Linked DNA regions of Homo sapiens: regions 2 and 3 are each linked to region 1. A link is a loop called in an ENCODE intact Hi-C map of the cell type or tissue named here. Cell type or tissue: PC-3. All regions are shown on one strand.

What was found. Peaks named below come from ENCODE experiments on the same cell type or tissue, not always from the same donor. Only the 100,000 strongest peaks of a DNase experiment are listed, where the experiment ranks them.
Region 2: it touches region 1 in a loop (7-fold over the local background); 10 of 110 quality-filtered maps call a loop at or near these places.
Region 3: it touches region 1 in a loop (7-fold over the local background); 4 of 110 quality-filtered maps call a loop at or near these places.

The regions. Positions count from the first base shown.
Region 1 is chr2:204,530,743-204,535,742 of GRCh38, forward strand. No RefSeq gene overlaps it. Among named protein-coding and RNA genes, the nearest start is that of PARD3B, 12 kb to the right of the region's middle. In PC-3, no CTCF peak of the experiment used is centred here; DNase peaks (open chromatin) are centred at 3,089 and 3,419; H3K4me3 peaks cover 619 bases; H3K27ac peaks cover 1,829 bases.
Region 2 is chr2:204,450,622-204,455,621 of GRCh38, forward strand. No RefSeq gene overlaps it. Among named protein-coding and RNA genes, the nearest start is that of PARD3B, 92 kb to the right of the region's middle. RefSeq lists enhancers at 1,308-2,507, 3,413-3,913. In PC-3, no CTCF peak of the experiment used is centred here; a DNase peak (open chromatin) is centred at 2,060; H3K4me3 peaks cover 432 bases; H3K27ac peaks cover 1,641 bases.
Region 3 is chr2:204,337,285-204,342,284 of GRCh38, forward strand. No RefSeq gene overlaps it. Among named protein-coding and RNA genes, the nearest start is that of PARD3B, 210 kb to the right of the region's middle. In PC-3, no CTCF peak of the experiment used is centred here; a DNase peak (open chromatin) is centred at 2,937; H3K4me3 peaks cover 1,544 bases; H3K27ac peaks cover 1,970 bases.

The DNA.
Region 1 (5,000 bases):
TTTTCTCCCTGAGGCAAACAGATGGAAATGTAACCTACAGTCAAGATTACTTGGGGAATATTAAGTACAAACAAAGAGGAATTAGGTTTTCTTAATGAAGGGTTCTTCAGCTAAGAGTGCTTGAAACATATTCTTCCCCCACCGAGGAGAGCATCAGCCAGCGAGATGATGAAGTCTTCTGGTGAGGACACCTCCTAGGGACTAGACAGGCTAACTTCTTGGTCCCATCCTCTTTTCCCTCACTCTACCACTCAGAGATTTCTGTTAACCCTTTCTTCTCTTAGCTTTGCTAATGTTATTGTCTTTGCCACAGCTTCAAACATGCTAATTGCCAGGCTTTGACTGCAGCTCCTCTCTAATCTCTTGATTGGAACTGAATCTGGAAGCTCATTAGCCAGCCCTTCCTGGGTTAGGATTCTGATTCTGGGCTTGCTTTTATGGGCTCTTGACTCACCATTTTGGATTGACCTACTTAGTTCTAAAGCTGAAGTTTTCATTTTGCTTTGTAACATTTGGGGGAAATTCTCAGTCAACAGTTGTCAAGAGGGTCTCCCATTTGGGAACGGCAACAGCATTTAGACCTTTGGTGTGTTATTTTATTCCAATTATTTTGTTCAAAGGTCCCTGAGATCAAGTGTACAGGAATTAAAGAAGCTTTCCCGGGGATGCTAGGGACAGGATGAGATGATAGTAAAACTCTGGGGCTCTTCTGTACAGCACAAAATATAGGCAGAAGCAGCATGACTTGTCCTCTTGAATAATCTGGAAAAGTGGCACTATTTGAAATGGGTTAATATGTTGATATGACTGTTTTAAGATGATTGAAAAAATATTAGCGAAAGAAATGTGAAAACAGGACTTGATTTTTCACATCTTTTCTCCAGTGTTATTCACCACCAGTTTGGACCTGCAAATATAAACTCAGAAAGCAGACTCTCCAACTACCTGTTTCTAAACTTATGTCATTTGTAAATGGTTCATATGCCTGAGACTGTTTCTATATCCTATTCTATGATATAAGTCTAGCACCTGATTTTAATCTTTTAAATAGATAATTATAATATTTTAATAATAATATGAATATAAATATTATAGCCGTGTTTAGGAAAAACAAAAAATGCCAAATTGAGTATAGTAATAGTCCTTTCTGGTCAGCATTCTTATTTTAATGATGATATCAATAGATATTTTGCACGAAAGTTTGGTTACTCTGCGCAACAAAAATCGACTTTAAGAGATAAGTAAAACTTTTCAAACACTCCTAGCAAGTCACTCAGGCTGGAGTGCAATGGTGCAATCTCGGCTCACCACCACCTCTCCCTCCTGGGTACAAGCCGTTCTCCTGCCTCAGCCTCTAAGTAGCTGGGATTACAGGCGCCCACCACTGCGCCTAGCTAATTTTTGTATTTTTAGTAGGGAGGGGCTTTCACCATGTTGACCAGGCTGGTCTCGAACACCTGACCTCAGGTGATCCACCCGCCCCAGTCTCCCAAAGTGCTGGGATTGCAGGCATGAGCTACCGCGCCTAGCCCTAGCAACTCCTAATAGTCTAGCAAACGTCTATCTGGTTCAAAAGTAATGAAGGGCTTTGTTATCTAGTGAGAGTCATGTGTATTGAGGGATCAAGCCACACCAAAGAGACTTTAGAAATACTTGTTCCTCAAGTAAGCTTGATGGACGGAGCCAAATCTAGGATGGCAAAATGGCCAGAGGCGATGTTCACAGTCCACGCCATTGCATACTTGAAGGTGCATCCTTCATGGTGAACACTTCACCTCACAGTCTGACTCTTGATTTTTTTGCATAATGTTCAATAGGATGGGGAAAAGAATAAATTATTTCAGAAAAAAATTAAAACAACAGTGTGCTGGACACATTCCCTACGTCCCTTCAGATCCACCCTCCACCCTTTTCCACACAAACTCTTAGCTACAGGAGTTTCACAGGACTTTCTGCCTTCTGCCTCCAAGTGGGCTTGATCAGTGAAATGTACCTGTAGGAGATAGATGTGGAAGGATATGAGATGGGTGTACTTAGTCTCCCAGCTCTCTTTCTGCCACGTTGCTATGGATTGGCTGCATCTCTGCTGGGCTAGTGTTCATGATATGTCAGGTGGCCCTTTCTATATCAGTCTTAGTAGGGATGTAATGTCTTCCCATCTTGCTAGCTCTAACTGCACCTGCCATTGTTGGGTTGCCTAAAGCTGCCCACACCAGTAAGTGGTTTCTGTAGTAAAGTTTCATCACTTAACCTGGTTAAAGTGTGCCATGTGATTCTTTCTAGAAACCTGATTGACACAAACATTAAAACTAAAAGCCAATGGTTTTAGGTGAGGTCATTTGTAATAAAATGAGAAGTAATTTTGAAAACTTCATCAACTACACAGATGCACATTGATTTAGGTAGGAAAAGGTAAAGGATAAATTTTTCTCAAGGCTGAATTATTTTACCTTACAGAGAAAAAAATATTAAAAAGATATCAGAACTAGAGGCAAAAGCTTAGAAGAATGAATTCATTGTTTATCTTAACTATAACTTAAGGAGAGTTTAAAATTTTTGGTGAGGTAAGCAGAGATTTATTTTGTTTTAGAGCTCTTATTCACAATCAGTACCTTCAAGGCAAAACTGCGGAGGCTTTCATTGCATATGGCAAAATGGCTATAACAAAAATGAAGTTTGAGAGTTGGGTAATGAGAATTGATTCTGTGGATAACCACTCTTAGTTTGTAAATTTGATGAAAATTATAGAGTTAGAAATAAATAAGCAACACTCTCAGCAATTTTTCATCACTTAAAATATCCTTTGAGTAATTCTGCAGGGCATACTCGAAACTGATGAGTGGATCAAAAATGCTTACTGATCATCACATGTCAGAAGTGACATGACCTCACAGGAGAAAGACTACTGAAATGTTCACCAACAGTAGTATGAAAATTTGTACTAAAGCCCCTTTGGCCACATTCTGGAAATCTCAGTCCTGGGTGTAGCTTCCAGGAGAGCAGAGGTATTGCTTCTCTCATTTACTGCTGTATAACCTAAAATAGAACCTGACACATAGTAGTCACTAGATAAATATTTGCTGAACAGCTGAATCAATTTAATGGGTGTTTCCTTGGTGATTACTCTGGTTTTGCTCATAAAGTTTTGTTTTGTTTTGTTTGGCAGGGGAGCCTTGTTCTGTCGACCAGGCTGGAGTACACTGTTGCCATGTTGCCATCATAGCTTACTGCAGCCTCAACTTCCCGGGCTCAACACACCTCAGCCTCCTGAGTAGCTGGGACCACAGGTGTGAGCCACCACATGTGGCTAATTTTTTTATTCTTTGTAGAGACGAGTTCTCCCTATGTTGCCCAGGCTGGTCTTGAACTCCTAGGATCAAGTGATCCTCCCACCTTGGCTTCCCAAAATGCTAGGATTACAGGCATGAGTCACCACACTCAGCTCTTTGCTCATAAAGTTATAAAAAAGTAAACGATTGCCATTTGTAATACATATTTAGATGACTAACTTCTCAATTTGTAATAACAATTATAAACCTTCGGCAGTGGAGAGAAATTGCCTGGATAAAGCTGAAGGACCCAGTGGATTAACATCCCATTCTTTAGCCAAAGAGATGGTAAGAAAATACTTTTTCTTAATGAAAATTAATCTAAAACATATTTTTAATAAAAAAACAATATGAATGTACTGTCAAGTAGAATGCAAAATTAAAATGATTTTCTTTTAGCTAGAATATGAGACATGAGGGGGTTTGCCTTTCTTGCAATGGCTTCTGATACGGTTTCACTGTGTCCCCACCCAAATCTCATCTTGAACTGTAATCTCCATAATCCCCAAGTGTTTCGGGGGGACCCGGTAGGAGGTAATTGAAATATGGGGGTGGTTTCCCCCTTGCTGTTCTTGTGATAGTGAGTTCTTATGAGATCTGATGGTTTTATAAGTGTCTACCATTTTCCCTGTTTGCACTCATTCTTTCTCCTGCCACCCTGTGAAGAGGTGCCTTCCACCATGATTGTAAGTTTTCTGAGGCCTCCCCAACCCTGCAGAACTGTGAGTCAATTTTAAACCTCTTTTCTTTGTAAATTACCTAGTCCCAAGCAGTTCTTCATAGCAGCACAAGAATGGACTAATACAGCTTCCTTCTCAAGATGCTGGAAGTTCCTGTTAACTCTCCTAGGCTTTCAGGAATCCTGCTCACAGGCTTCAATAGACGTTTTGGCCATTGTATCAGACCCATATGAGCCACTATCACTAAGCTACTATCAGCTATTTATTTGGTTCCATTTTCTGCTAATTCACCCTTTTGGGTGTTTTTCTGAAAATAACTGGAGTCATTTACAATACATTCCTTCATCTATTCAAGCATTCATATTATCTCTAGGTCTGTTTATCACTCATTACCTGAGCCCTCGTTTCCATGTAAAGCATCGTGTCTGTGAATTTTTAACAGTTCTTTTATTACCTTATTTCTTAGGTTGGATTATCTGCAGAACAGACTATGAGAAGGAGATTCATATGTGTAAATTTATTGGTGAATGTGCTCAAAATCAGTTCTTGTGTGGAAGTGAAGTAGGGTTACGTGGAGAAAGGAGTTGGGAAGGGACACTTTTGCAACAAAGGTTTTCCATAACTGTGATGGACATTCAGAGTTGATCAGCCTTCAAGCAAGGGGTCTGGGCCTTTATTCCTTCCCTCACACACATAGACCACTCACTGAATGTGGGCATGTGGGCTGCCCTATGAATGAGGTCCAATCTTGGGCAATGAGGCTCTGTTCCATTGAGGGTAATTCCTGGTTAGTGGCTCAGATGAGATTCTCAGCTGCCAACAATACCAGCATCACCGGATGAGTATTCAGTCCTGAAGGGGGAGTGGGTCTGTGTGATTCACTGTAGCGCACATTATACTATAGTAGGGTAGGGGTGGAAAAGGTGTAAGGCCCTTCCTCACCCATCGTAAGGGTCATGGCCTACACTCCTACAGTAAAAGACAGATTAAC
Region 2 (5,000 bases), 80 kb before region 1:
CCTAGGCTACTAGAGCTGCCACCATCTCAAAACCTGCTGGTCACCATGTCAGAGGAAAGATTACTCTGGAAGGTCTTAGCCTGCCAGTTACATGATCTGGCCCAAAGGGACACATATCAGCTCTGCTCACACCTCATTCCACAGAACTAGTCTCATGCCCCCACCCAAACTTCAAGGGGCAGGAAATGTAATCCTCTTATATACCTGAAGTCACATAGCCAGAAATACTTGGTGAATGGCATCAATGACTGATTGTCACTGTTATCAGTGATGATGGTGATAGTCAAGGCAAAACAGAAGTCCTAGCAGCTTTAGTAAACCTCTGCCTGTGCACCATCAAACCTTCAGCAATAACTGTTTAAACTCTAGAACTATGTGCCAGGATCTGTATTATCAAACTCCAGATATTTATCCCATTATTTTGTGGTTCTATCCTATCCCATCATTTTCAGCCCATCATTTATCTACCCACATGCAGTTTGGAATCATAACTTCTGTGTTTCCATTGATTGCAGAACCCACCATGTGGATAAGCTGTGACAGCATAATTAGTTCAAGTGGAAATTGCAGGTGGAGTAATTCCAGAACAGGTTCTGCTACAATAAAATATAGGGTTTAGTATGATTTGAAGTTTAATACCTGTAAAGAAAAGGCTGCAAACTCAAATGCCTTCAGGGGACAGACAGGTAACATACTTGCAGGAAAAAGCCACTTTTAAGAGGTTGGAGTATTGGGGGCCAAGCTGAACCAGGGAGAACATGGCCTATCTAAAAGGCAAAGTATCTCCTCTGGATTCTTAGGTAAAATCTAGATTTTGAATTTTGGCCAGGAAAAAATCTGTTTTCTAAAATTATATTTTATGAACCAAATAAAGCATGTCCATAAGCAAAATTTTAGCCGCAGGCTACCAATTTGCACCTTCTGCTGAAAGGTTTGGATGATTAAAATACATCCCACAAGGCTGATTACTTCCTGCTAGGCACCACGCTCACGTTTTAGGTAGCTGCCGCTGGGTTAGTGATGGAAGGTGAATATGAAGCCACAGGCTGTGATGAAGTATGCCTCGTTAGGTTTGGGTTACTGAAAGAAATGAGGAGAAAGTACATGAGGATTTCCTTAATGCACTACCAATCCTTATATAGAGATATCACTTTTTAGTAATGCTAATATCTCCTTTTAAACACAGGGAAAATTGAAAGGCACATGCAAACAAACTATAATATCCAGTTACAGGTAATATAGGGCCTAACAGTAAATTTCAAGAGTACTAAATTATGTTGTGATAAAGTTTTATCTCATCCAATGGACTTCCTCAGGCTTCAACCTTGGCTCCAAGCTCCTTTTCAAAATATAAGTGAGTGTAGCTTAGTAGTTTCAGAATATAGACTATAGAGCCAAATACAACCTTCCCAACTGGGTGATCTCAGACAGGTCACTTAACTTCCCTCTGCTTCGATTTTCTTATTAGAAAAATTGGATACTAATAGTATCTTCCCCTTAGGTTTGCCGTGAGGATCAAAAGAGTCAATAATACATGTAAAGTGCATAGAATCTTGGCGGCACAAAGCAAACGCTGAGTGAAAGTATGTTATGTTCGTTTCTTAACACTTTCTTATTAACTGGAAAATCCTGTGGTGTTTACTTCTTGTTAGAGAGAAAACATTTTCCTTTTTTTCCAATAAATTTTGTCCTTGACAGCTATTCTTTGAGTGTCAGTCAGTCTCTCGAAACAGAGGAATGTCTGTATAGCTGCAGTGACATCTTGCCAGGAGAGCCTTTCTTTTCTTGGGACTTTTCATTTCCATTTCACAACATGGTTCTGGTCAGTACTTCTTTGGAGGGACTTCTGATCAGCCCAGATCTTGCTGCCTTTTTCCCCATATCCTGCCCCTTAAACTCCCATCCCACACCCTGCCCCTCGTAGACACTTTAAAATCCACTTGAACACCACAGATGAATCATTTGGCAAAGTAAACAATAATTTCTTCCCAGGGAACTCCTCAGGACTCTGTGGTGTTTTGACCATCTGCAGCCATGGAAACGACAGATGAAGTGTATGGTCATTGGAATGCTTTTAACTCGCGCTTCCTGTGGCAGAGACTACTAATTGCTTCTCAGTAGCCGTTCTCCCTTTCTTTATAAGAAAGTTTTAGCTGAACACATCACTGCCCCACTAAAACATTTCCCTTGTGGCTTGATGTTGCCATGTGAAAGCCCTGACCACAGAGATGTAAGCAGGAATGCTGTGTGTGTGCCTTCCAGGAATTCTCTTTAAACGAAGAGTACCAATTCTTCCTTCAGTCTTTCCTCTATCGTGATACCTTGGATATGAATATAATGGCTGGAGCTCCAGCAGCTATTTTAGACTATGGGATTTAAGACAGCAATTCTCAAAGTATAGGCTGAGGATACAGAGAACAAAAGCCTTGCTCAGGAGGCCCACAGAATCCTCCCTTTTCCAAATATATATCTATTTCAAGTCTAGAATTTTCTTCATAAATTTCAACCAAAACTATGAATATATTGCAACAGATTGCATACAGTGGCGTATATGAAATTCAAAATGTCTTCTATTAAGCCAGATAGGGATTTATAAAAATGTAAAAAGGTTATTCTTCCCACTAATTTTTTTGTCTTAGAAAACATAATTATTTTTCACAAATCCGTGTTATTGCTAACATGCAGTAGGTTTATTATTTGTATTTTAAAATGAAAATATGTAAAAAAATTTCTCGGTTTTAATTTTTACTATAGTAACTTACATAAACAATAGCTCTTTGCAGGCCTTAATGACTTTTGAGGGGGTAAAGGGATCCGGAGACCAAAAAGCTTGAAAGCTGGTTTAATTCCACACTCTATAAATAATGGGGAGATGAACTACAAAGAGCCTGAGTTAATGTCAACTTTTTTTTATGTGAGCAAAAGTTAAACTTCTATATGTGTAAGTCACTATTACTGGGGTGTTTCTGTTATATCAAGCAAAACTAATTTTTTTAACAGATACCTTCCTACTTCCATTATTTGAGTTGAGACCATGGCTAAGAGCAAAACAAAGCAATTAAAAGCTGACGATTTTTGTGAGACTCTTGGCTGGGAGCACTAGTTTAAACAAGATAGTGTGAAGCATGCAATCCTGGCTTTTTTTGTGTGCCTGGCATGTCGTAAATGTCTAAATGTGGATTCTGCAGAATCTCTGCATCCAGTGAGCCCTTGTGACTCCACATCTAGTTTTAAGGGAACAGAACTGGCTCTAGCAGGCTGATACTGGTGTAGCCAGGGTGGGAACAGGGATATTCTTGTGTGTCTGAGGACCACGTTCAGTCACACGGCTGCCCCGGTGCCCTTGGCAGAGTGCCTAAGATGGGGCCAGGAGGGGTGGAGCAGAGGCAGTGCCACTGGGAAAGCAGCCCTCCGTCTCCAAGGCACCTCCTCTGTGTTTCCTGCCTTCACAAAAGACACACAAGAAACCTAGTGGCTGATCACTGTCAGGAAGTAAGGGACACAGAATCTAGGGCTGTGGGAAAAGGGGACCGGGAGGCCGGGGGAGGCCCTCCCATTCTGAGCACAAGCCTTAGGAGAATGCAGAGGAAAGAATAGCAAAAGCTCCCTATGAGGCGAAACCCACTCTCTGCACCAAAAGGAAGAGACTCTGGTTTGCCATATAAAGTGCACACAATTCCCTTCTCTGACAGAAGACACGAGCAAAGGTGCTGGACTTCACAGGGCTTCAGCTGATCATTTCTAAAGTTCAATTTGCTGCTAGATCTTAAACCTGCTTTTCGTCAACCACTCAGCAGAGGTGGGGCAGAATTTTTTTCCCTCTATTTGCAAGTCTGTTTTAAATACTACATTTTAAATCATAACTCTCTTGAGAATAATATGGCAAATTTACTTTCTTTTAAGGCCCACCTTAAAATACATCAAATCACTGTGTTTTCCTCCGCTCTAGATTTTCTTCTCTTTCATTACATTGCCATAAAGAAATGCCTGCTTGTCTGTTGACCACTGTACCTCCAGCACCTATGATATTATGCTGGGATAGGGCTGGAAATGCCCCTCTACATATGGTCTGCCTGCCATCAGCAAAAGAAGTTGTTGTGCTTTGACAGAGACACATTCTGTGAGGGCCTTATGTAAGCCTGATGACCATAAGCAAATTATTTGGAAGAGATTATTTAAATTGTACAGTGGCAGGAATTAAATATTCAATTGCAATAAGTTTAACTGATTAAGATATTTACTTTGCAGATGATGTAATAACTGGAAAAGCATATCAGTGGGAAGGTGTCTGACATGTTTGGTTGAGAGAATATACTTGGAAAACATATGGAAATGATTGATTTTTTTTGCTAGCTCCCCCATAAAGTAGCTGCTTTGTGCCCACTGAAATGGAGCCATCGCACAAGGGCTATGATATGCATCGTGGGGGTGTCTCTGAAGAACTCAACCAGGGAGACCTGTCCTTGTTCGAGCTAGATGCATCCCACCAGGGTGTGCAGAGCCCATAGCTGCGGGGCCCACCTTCTCATTCTTCTCAGACAGTGATGTGTGCCGTGCTGGGTGTTCTAGGTTGCTAACCATGCATCCCTTCAACAGGTCTGTGGGATGTCCAGGACATAGAGGTGGTGGGTAGCAGAGATAAAGTGTATTTAAGTGTGTGTGTGTGTGTGTGTGTGTGCACATGTGTGTCCATGTTTTCCTGTGCTATGCAGTGGATTGGAGAGGCAGGACTCCTGGGTTAAATAAAGACAAGTCCGGCTTCAGTCATACTATTTGGAAGGAATTTCAAAATAAGTGCCCAGCACATAGTGGGCTCTCAGAATTGTTCAATGAGTGATTACAAGGTCATGGTAATAACATTTGCAATCCAAAAGGAAACTCAGATATTATCTCTTATAAATAGGAAATGGAAGCCCAGAAAGGCTTAATGAATTGCCCAAGGCCATACAAAAAGTTAGTGGTGGCAGAGCCAGCCTAGAGCTTAATTCTCATGGCTGTTA
Region 3 (5,000 bases), 190 kb before region 1:
AAAAGAAGGATGCTGGGAAGCTCCTGGTTAAGATTTTCCCCTCTGATAAAAAGACACACTGAGGGAGAAGCTGCCTTTCCTACCTTCGGATATGGTTATAAGAAGACATACCCTGAAAGGTGTCATCATCTTGTGACCAGGAGGGGACGAGCTTCTGAACTAAGCCTATATGCTGAGTTGGGAAGTAGGGCAAGTGTTTCATGAAGCCACAGAAAAACTAAAAGCTCAGATTTCTGCTCCAAAACTAAGATGGGCAAGAAAACTCATGCCAGAATTGAAAAAAAATTTGATGTGCATTATAAGGAAATAGATCTGGATGAGAAACATCTACTCAGGTTTCATAGAGATGATTTTTTAAAAAGAAAGATGTTTTTATGGCCCAATTAGAAAAGCTAAGTATTTTTTCCACCTTTACTATATGATGTTATTCTATGAAATAAGCAGAGTCCTGTTGGCCTTGGCCCTCCTTCCCATCTTATCCTTCTACATCCATGTTGAGAATGAAAACCCCTGTAAACAACTGCATTTGTGAGATAGACTGGACAGGAGGAGGGAGAAGAGGCAGCAGCATAGATAAGCTGGGAGAGGAAGATCTTAAAATCCTCATAGGTAAAGTCTATGGGAAGAAATAGGCAGATAACAATCATTGCAGCAGCACAATCTCTTGTTTTTCAAGCAGTAAGCCGACTTGAATACCAAATAACCAGGCAGTAGGTGATGGAGGAAATGACACCCTGATAGAGCAGTGACACCCTAAAAACTCTGATAGGGACAGAAAATTAGACTAGAAGATATTTGTGTCAACCTTCCCTCCAGCTCAAGATCTGAGAAGGGAGTTCAACCATCAAACAGCTAGGCAAAGAGAGTAATTCACTCACCCTGTCTTGATAAACATGAAGTCTGGATATATTTATCCATGTTCTAGCATCGGTAAAGATACTAGAAACACAAATGAGGCTGGTGAAAACATTATAGCATAAAGAAATGGGAATATTTGGCTCAAAGGAGTTCATCTCTGAAAATGATCTATGACACGATTAAGAAGATATTATCAAGAAACCATTGGGAATCCTTGAAAGAATGCCAAAAGACAGGCCACTAGAAATTAGGAGCTTAAGGAGAAAGATAGCTCAGATTAAAGGTGAAATTATAATTTAGATTAGTGAAATTAACAAGGAGCCCCAAAGATCTAAAAAGATCTAAATGGGACTTCCAGGTAAAGATGGAGCTTTGAACAAACACATCTAATTTTGCTCCCTCGGCAAACCCTTATAACACTATAATAGAGAGATTTTGTTTGGTCTTGTTTTCATATAGCAGCCCACATAGGTACAGAAAACGGAAGAAAAGAAAAAGTGGCAAAATTTTGATGCCATAAAACAGACAGACATATGGAAACAGACTTAACAGATCTGAGAAAGCGGAATCCTCAACTGTAGGTAGGGAAAGCTGAGAACTAACCCAATTTACACTGCAGTCCCCCTCCAGAGACTCAGAAATTAGCAGCACTAGTCCTTCTAGAAGCCAGGATGAAAGAGTGCAGGACAAAAGATTAGGAGGATTGAGAAAATTAGGAAGAAACTAGATCTCTGTGCCTTCCCTCTCCCTTAGATTGCCACTGGATGCCATCTCTTATCCCCAGCAGAAGCCTGGAGGTTTATATTATAGACAGGGTAAAATAGAAACTCTCAGCTTAAAGACAACAATGGAGAACTCTCAGGTTTTGTACCAAAAATAGGAAGATTAAGTATCTGTTTGCATACTGACTGCTGAGCACTAGTTTCTTCTTCCATTGGCTCCCAGAATGGAACTTTATTTCTCATGAAAGAGATGGATGAGTCTTCTCTAGGGGACATGATCAGCCCATGGTGCTGAAAGCCCCCAACATATAGTTGGCTCTCCTTTTTTGTGGTTCCTCATCCACAGATTCAACGAACTGCAGATTGCAAATATTCAGGAAAAAAAATGGTGCACATAAAAAAACCCAATAAAATATAACAAATATTTGCATAGCATTTACATTGTATTAGGTATTATAAGTAATGTAAAGATGAGTTAAACAGGAGGGTGTGCACAGGTTATATGCAAATACTACACTCCATTTTATACAGAGGACTTGAGCATCTGTGGATTTTGGTTCCACAGGAGTTTTGGACCAATCCCTGCTTATACTAAGCGATCACTGTATTGACAATGGGAATGGTAAGCACTCTTCAGTGATTCACAGAGGACAGTCTGCATCTAGGCACTCAGAGTTTCAGGCAGCTGTTTAGCCCTCTGCTCTTTAACATAAGCAAACAATCAAGGTTTTCCATAAATCCAAGAAAAGCAGGTAGTATGGTGGGGAGCGGGGGAGGAGAAAACAAGAGAAAAAAGGAACCTGGATGAAAAAGGCAATGTGCAGGGAAAAGAAAACATTACAAAGTAAACTGTAATTAGTATCTTTCAAAATATAAAAGATTTGTATACATGAAACAAGAACAGGGTGCCCTAAAAATGGAACAAAGAAACAAACAAAAACATAAAAAAGCCTTGGGTATAAAATGCAATGGAAAAATGTAATTTACATGAGTGTTAGAAAAAATCTGAATGATGCTGTGAAACTTCGAATTAGTCATATGAAAGTTAAACTTGAAAAGTGTTCCTGGATTGCAGAAGCAAAATCAAAGAGATTTAAATGGCAAACAGAGGATAGATATGGAAGATATGTGATGGAGAGCAAACACAGATCACTGGTGTTCTTAGATCAGTATAAATAGAAGAGAAACCAAAGCGAAGACGAGAAAAACATTTCTGAGCTGAAAAAAAAGATCTGTACTTACTGATTGAAAGCACCCACTACCTCGAAGCAAAATGAATTTTGAAAGACCCAAATGAAAGTACATCCTGGCCAAACTTGAAAACTTAAAAGAATGAAGGGGATTTATGAGCCTCTTGGCAAAATAAATGAATAGATTGAAAGGAATGCAAATAAGACTGACCTCAAATACCTTTTCTGCAACTTGACATACCAGAAGACAGTGGACTAATGTCTATAGAATTTTAAAAATAAACAATGGCCGGGCATGGTGGCTCACGCCTGTAATCCCAGCACTTTGGGAGGCCAAGGCAGGTGGATCACCTGAGGTCGGGAGCTCAAGAGCAGCCTGACCAACATGGAGAAACCCCGTCTCTACTAAAAATACAAAATTAGCCGGGCGTGGTGGCACATGCCTAGAATCCCAGCTACTCGGGAGGCTGAGGCAGGAGAATCACTTGAACCCGGGGGGGGCAGAGGTTGCAGTGAGCCAAGATTGTGCTATTGCACTCCAGCCTGGGCGACAGAGTGAAACTCCGTCAAAAAAAAAAAAAAAAAAAAAAAAAGAAACAATTATCATGTAAGAATTTTGTACGTAGCCAAATTTTGTGTGTGAAGGCAACAGAAGAAATTACTCACAAATATGCAATGTATCATTCATGTGAACTTCTTAGAAAAAATTATTTGAAGCTGTAATTGAAATGCCTGAGAGAAAAAACAAAATTTTCAAAGTTTCGAAATATGAAGATAATTGTATAAACCATCTGGCTGCAAACATTCAACCATTTAGAATTGAGAGATATCCAAATTAATTTTTGTAAATGTTATTATAAAAGTGGATGCCAATTTCAAAACTCATTTTTAAATTAGAAGATATATAATGGTTGGAAGGAAAAAAGAAGAGCGGGTGGGAAGATAGAAGGGAAAGAAGAAAAGGGAGAGGGAGAGCAAAAAAGTTCACTTTCGTTTTGATTACATGAGTGATGACAGAGAGGTGGCAGGGTAAGTCTTAAAATACTGAGTTTAAGAACAATCTAAAATTGTTCTTAAACTCAATAGTTGTCAAATGTTGTGCATTGGAATCAGCTGGGGATCTTTATGAACCACTGATGCCTGGCTTTCACCCTCCGATGGTTTCGTTTAATTGGTATGGGGTGCCCGAAAGCTCCTCTGCCACTTCCAATGTGCAGCAACATTTGGGATCAACTGGCTTAACTCAATAAATAGAAAAAAGTAAGAATGGGAAGTAGATTTCAGCTTGTGTTCCAACCCTTCTTAATTGGCAATGACTGCCCTAGGGCTTTGCTGGGGTCATATCAGGCTCAATGGGAAACTGCTCTGATTCATTTATACGGTCTTCACTGGAAAAGGAGAGAATGACATTACACACTGGCCATCTCTGGGTTGGAGAAGATTTCTAAACTAAAGTAACAATTAATAGATTTAAAATAGACCAGGCGCAGTGGCTCACGCCTGCAATCCCAGCACTTTGGGAGGCCGAGGCGGGTGGATCACGAGGTCAGGAGATCGAGACCATCCTGGCTAACACGGTGAAACCCCCGTCTCTACTAAAACTACAAAACATTAGCCGGGCGTGGTGGCGGGCGGCCACCCCAGCTACTCGGGAGGCTGAGGCCGGAGAATGGCGTGAACCCAGGAGGCGGAGCTTGCAGTGAGCCGAGATGGTATCACTGCACTTCAGCCTGGGCGACAGAGTGAGACTCTGTCTCACAAAAAAAAAAAAAAAAAAAAAGATTTAAAATAATGATAGATTCCTTCAAAAATATTGGAGAAGGTAAAAGTAAAAATCATATAGTCATATAATAAAAGGCATTAAAAAGGAAGGAAGGAAAAAAGGAAGGAAGGGAGGGAGGGGGAGGGAGGGAGGAAGGAAACATAAGGAGAAATTTTAGAAAAGGTGGTGAAATAATGATCAAATATGTTCATGAATATAAATGCAATTGGGGGAATCCCCTTCATTAAAAGAGAGTATCTTTAGATTGTATAAGAGAAGGGAAATCCACCTACGTGACATTTTCCAAACACCCACCTACTATGAAATTACTAAATAAAAAATACATTAAAAAATTAAAACGTGGGCAAACATATCAGGCAAAGACAATAAGAAAGAATTCCATTACTAACAACAAATATAGAAATTAAAGTAGAAATATTAAATGAGATAAAGATATCCTGTCAGAAA